Linked DNA regions of Homo sapiens: region 2 is linked to region 1. Evidence: chromatin contacts called from ENCODE Hi-C data. All regions are on one chromosome and are shown on one strand. The core of a region is the stretch at or near the end of the contact, and the rest is flanking DNA. Distances in the headings are between cores, read along the strand shown.

Region 1 (2,700 bases), core at 99-2,598:
AAATTAGCCGGGCGTGGCGGCGCGCGCCTACAGTCCCAGCTATTCGGGAGGCTGAGGCAGGAGAATCGCTTGAACCGGGGAGGCGGAGTTTGCAGTGAGCCGAGATCGTGCCACTGCACTCCAGTCTGGCGACAGAGCGAGACTCTGTCTCAAAATCAATCATTCAATCAATCTGCTCTCAGTGTCTCGAGGCGGGCTTTCACCAAACGTCAACCTCACATCTATTCCGCGACCGGGTCAGTAAGGAAGGGCCCAGCGGTCGTCGAACTACCACAGCTATTTCGGCCCCGCCCCGTCCCGCCCCCAGCTTTGGACCCACCCTTTCCCCCGCTTCTTGCCCTCTTGGGAGCTCTGTTCCCCTTTGGCATCGCCCGGGGACACCAATTAAATGCAGCTTCACACTGTGACTGCCCCTGGGAACCCTCATTTTATTTTATTTATTTATTTATTTTTGAGAAGGAGTCTCGCTCTGTCGCCCAGGTGGAGTGCAGTGGCTGATCTCGGCTCACTGCAACCTCCGCCTCCCGAGTTCAAGCGATTCCCCTGCCTCAGCCTCTGGAGTAGCTGAGATTACTGGCGCGCACCAACACGTCCAGCTAATTTTTGTATTTTTAGTAGAGATGCGGTTTCCCCATGTTGGTCACGTTGGTCTCGAACTCCTGACCTCGTGATCTGCCCGCCTCGGCCTCCCAAAGTGCTGTGATTACAGGTGTGAGCCACCGCGCCCGGCCGGAACCCTCATTTATTCTATTTTTTTTTGAGACGGAGTCTCGCTCTGTCGCCCAGGCTGGAGTGCAGTGGCGGGATCTCCGATCACTGCAAGCTCCGCCTCCCGGGTTCGCGCCCTTCTCCTGCCTCAGTGTCCCGAGTAGCTGGGACTACAAGCACCCGCCACCACGCCCGGCTAATTTTTTGTATTTTTAGTAGGGGCGGGGTTTCACCGTGTTAGCCAGGATGGTCTCGATCTGCTGACCTCGGGATCCGCCCGCCTTGGTCTCCCAAAGTGCTGGGATTACAGGCGTGAGCCACAGCGCCGGGCCCGGAATCCTCGTTTTAAATAAGGGCCACGCCGGAGTTTGATTTTGAACTGATCGGCCAACGCCACCTGGCAGCATACTGTACTGCTTAACTACGCTTCCAGCTTCGTCCCTCGCCAGGTCCCGCCTGGATCCTGCGCCCCGCCCCCGTCCCCACACTCTACGCGCCCCGCCCTCCGCGCTCAGCCGACTGGGGCCTTGTAAAGGAACCGGAACCCGGCGGGAGAGAGCCCCGGGGGCGGGGTGTACGTGGTGCGGCACTGCGCGTGCGCGCGAGGCCTCTTGCGTCATTTAGCCGCGCCTAGGTTTTCCGGCGCCGGCCCTAGGTCCCGGCAGCGGTGGTGACGGCGGTGCCGGAGGTTGTCCTTGGCAGGTTTTCCTCGGCGCTTCTCCATGGAGGAGGCGGTGCGAACGGCTTCAGCCCCGAATGCTCGCATCTCCCACTGGACGGCGACGAAGGCGGTGGCCGTGCGAGCGCAGGACTGGGCGGCCTGTGTGGGGGTGTGAGCCGCGGTGCCCAAGGCTGCGCCGGCGAGGGGAAGCCGCGCGGCCGGCCGGCCGACTAGGGTGAGGTCGCCACTCCTTCCTTTCAGGCAAGCGCGAAGGGGCTGACTTGGTGGCGAGCCAGCCCGCCTTGTGTCGGAGAAGGGTTCTTCGGGCAACTTTCCTTTCCGGGTGTTCTGAAGCGGTTTTCCTGTAATCCTCAGTGAGGAAACCCACCGTGAATCGGATTGCCGTTCAGTCCCACGGAAGCCTGGCTCGTTGGCCATGTCGGGGACGCATGTTCATTAAGTTCATTAAAATAATTTCATTTGTCTTGGTGAGTTTTAGAAGGTGGCTTCAGCTGCTGCGGGGATCATAACTGACAGTTAAACAAGCCTTAGAAGTCTGCTGTGACGTTTTGAGCCTGACTGTTTTAATTTCCTTTTATAAAATCACGGAATCCTATTTCCCTCTCTATACAATTGCTCAAAACTGTGTGTTTAGTTTGGTGTTTGTGCCTCCTTAATTTCTTTTCTAGGTTGTTAGTTCATTTAATACAGGACTGCATGTTAAGTTCTGTTTCTAGAAATCCTGTGTATAGCCATGTGCCCGGTTAATACTTTTTTTAGTAAGAGGAAATATCAGAGTCGAGAGTTTCCATTCCAGTAAGCTGCCTGTCGAAGCAGTAGTTGTGCTCGATTGAGTAGGTTTTATGTTGATTGGTTGGCAAAATGAGTATGAAGGCTAGTAACCAAATTATAAAACGTACTTAGTAACTTTAAGTCTTTTGCCTACTTCTGTGTTTTCTTCTTTCTAGGCTGGAGCTACTCGGCCAGGGTTTAAGACTTTAAATGAGAATAAAGGGTGGTATTTACGAGGAAATGAGAGTGAATAAGTCATCTCTAACCTCTCCCAGCCTTTTTTTCATAAGAGAGACCATATTAAACTTACATGTAAGTTAAAATTGTAATTTATAACTAATATTGTTGCATAGTTAGGGTTGGAGATTTAGGTTCTGTAATATTTATAAGTACAGTACTGCTTTGAAAAATTATTAGCCAAGTGAGAGGTTGGAAAAAATTAAATCTAACATGTATTTAATTTTTCTGAGCCAAGGTCTTGCTCTGTCCCCAGGCTAGACGGTGCAATCTGGGCTCACTGCAACTTCCGCCTCCCGGGC
Region 2 (2,700 bases), core at 53-2,552, 2.6 Mb after region 1:
GGAGACTTCACTCGGAAATGGTCCTCTATCCATTACTAACCTCTATCCCCCACCCACCTATCATGCCATGTTAAAAACTGGCCTCATTCTAAACACTGTATCTCACAGGGTTATCTAAACTCTTATACATAATCACCATCTCCTTCATGTCTTATTATACATTCTTAATACCATAAAATAATTTATTAATTTCTCCTTATATTTATTATGTTATACCTTACATTACAGCTATCTGTATACATTTGTCAGTGCCTCTAGTTGTAAGCTGATTGATGGTAGGGATCATCTCTTCCATATTTTACTTTTCGTAATAATGGTGACTATGTTTTCTTGACACCATACCTCCCCTCTACAAGAAAAAAAAAAAAAAAAAAAAGGAATCAGGACCCATGGCCTTTGAGCTAGTTCCAAATGTGACTCATAGATGAACAAAGATACCATTTCTTCCCAAATTAACACAAATATAAGTAAATGCCAATTTAAGAAACGTTTTTTCAAAGACTAAATATGTAAGAATAACCAAAACAATTGTTTCTAATAATGTTCCTTTCTCTACCAGATATTAAAACATATTAACTTAAATGGAATAATTAAAATCGGCATGCCTTTAAAAAACTGAGTATACACTAAATATATGCATACCTTATGACTTAAAAATTTCACTCTTAAGTATACCAAACAGAAGTAAACATATTCACAAGAAGACAATCACTGAAATGTTTAGAGCAGCAGCAATATTCTTAACAGTTCCAAACCAAAAATGATTAAATGTCCGTAACAGCAGATTAAACTATGGCATATTCTTAAAATGGAATATCACTTCCATTCTTAAAATGGAATATACAGCGACTATCATAAACAATTACTACAACCAACAATGTGAATAAATCTCACAAATACATTAAAAGAAGTCAGACACAACTAAATGTGCTTGATTCTAGTTAAAGGATGAAAACAGGCAAATCTAATCTATGCTATGAGAAGTCAGGACAGTGGTTACACATGGAAGAAAAGGGGTAGTGACACAGAGCACAAGGGGCTACGCAGGAGCTGCTGCTGTTTTTTGATCTGAATGCTAGCTAAACGGGTGCTCAGTGTGTGAAAGTGCAACAAGCTATACACTTAGAAGTGTATAGCTTAAAACATTCTAAAAAAAAAAAAAAAAACCTCATATGGTATTAGCATTAGACAAAGAGGTAAGCACAACAAGCACAACAGAAAGCTAATTTCAGAGAAAGATCCGAAAGTATCTGACAGTTGCTCCTTCTCAAACGAGAATTTTCAGACCTTGGATAACAGGCAGCAGAGGACTATAATGCATGAAAGGACAAAAACAAAGGAGGTGAGCCATCCACTGCTTGGATGTCTGCCTGGAGGTAATTTCCAACCTGCAGTCAATGGAGGGGAAATCCAGTGAGAAGACAGCAGTTTTACTGAGTTCAGAATCAAGAGATCAGAGCTGAGAAAGCTGAAGTGGGTAAAATTGATGACAAGTGCCAGACAAGTGCTTGTCTGAGAAGGCAGAGAAATGGCTTCAGAAATCTGCCATTTGAGAGTCCACTGCTGAGTACTAACTGTACACGATTAAGGTAAGTGACTCCATGAAGCTAGTGAAAGAGGGGCAGTAAGCTGAAATATTCCCAGTACTTATAAAGGACTGGGAGACTCCTAAAATTCTCTCTAACCTGAGTGAAGAGAACACGGTGACACTGGGAGCATTTAGTAAAGACTCAGAAGGATCATGCCTTAGGTAGGAGCTACTACCATTAAAGCAAAGCCTTCTCTAGACAAACTCCAATGTAGCCCTGAAGGGATAAAACTGACCAGCAAGTTATTTAGGTGGCTACAAAACAAAACACTCTAAAAGAAAACAAAATCTAGACACCCAACAACAAAATATTACAATGTCCAGCATCCAATCTTAAAAAATCATTAAATATGTAAAAAACAAAAAATAAAATAAAATAAATACTAGGAAAATACAACCCATGACCAAGAGAAAAAACCAACCAACAAATTCAGAGTGAAAAAATTCAAGAAATCAATAAGTAACCTGATTTTCAAACAGCTATTACAAATATGCTCAAGAATTCAAAAAAATACATGAATAAAATGAATCAAATGGAATTTCTTGAAATATAAAGCGAAATATCTGAAATTATTTAACAAGGGAGGAGAAAAAACAGTAAAATAGAAGACAAAGCAAACTGAAGCACAGGGAAATAAAAAGACTGAAAAATAATGAATATGATGTTAATGACCTGTGGATAATACCAAACAGTCTAACATATGTGTAACTGGAGTCCCAGAAAAAGAGGAAATGATGAAAGAGGAGTAAAGGTGGTAAAAAATATATATATAGAAGAAACAATGGCAACAATCTTCCAAATTTAAGGAAAACCATAAATGTACAGATTCAAAAAGAAAAAAAAAACAAAACCCCAACAACTCTCAGCATGGTAATCATTGTGCAAATATCATAGAACGTACTTACACAAATCTAGATTAGATGGTATAGCTTACTACAGAACTAGGATACATGGTATAGCCCGGGTGCTCCTAGGTTATAAAGCTGTACAGCATGTTACTATACTGAATGAATACTGTAAGCAACTGTAACAAAGTGTAAGTATTTATACATCTAAACCTAGAAAAGGTACAGTGAAAATATGGTGGTATAATCTTAAATGACTATTGTCA

The links. Hi-C counts contacts between places; a loop is a spot of excess contacts on that map. Pooled maps may share reads with other maps.
Region 2: a loop to region 1 is called in a pooled map, with 2.7 times the contacts of the local background. The contact joins the enhancer-like site here to the promoter of NIPA2 in region 1. A Hi-C loop is called at or near these places in 2 of 50 pooled maps.

What each region holds. Positions count from the first base shown.
Region 1 is chr15:22,837,318-22,840,017 of GRCh38, forward strand. It overlaps NIPA2 (NIPA magnesium transporter 2), which reads left to right and starts at 1,349. Exons shown (of 8, transcript NM_030922.7): 1 at 1,349-1,604; 2 at 2,338-2,473. RefSeq lists an enhancer at 1,246-1,475.
Region 2 is chr15:25,415,494-25,418,193 of GRCh38, forward strand. All of the region lies in intron 1 of UBE3A (ubiquitin protein ligase E3A), which reads right to left. All of the region lies in intron 147 of SNHG14 (small nucleolar RNA host gene 14), which reads left to right. Among named protein-coding and RNA genes, the nearest start is that of UBE3A, 22 kb to the right of the region's middle. Within about 2 kb of position 1,303, at least 2 of the 41 ENCODE cell types and tissues checked have a DNase peak (open chromatin) inside an H3K27ac peak, as active enhancers do.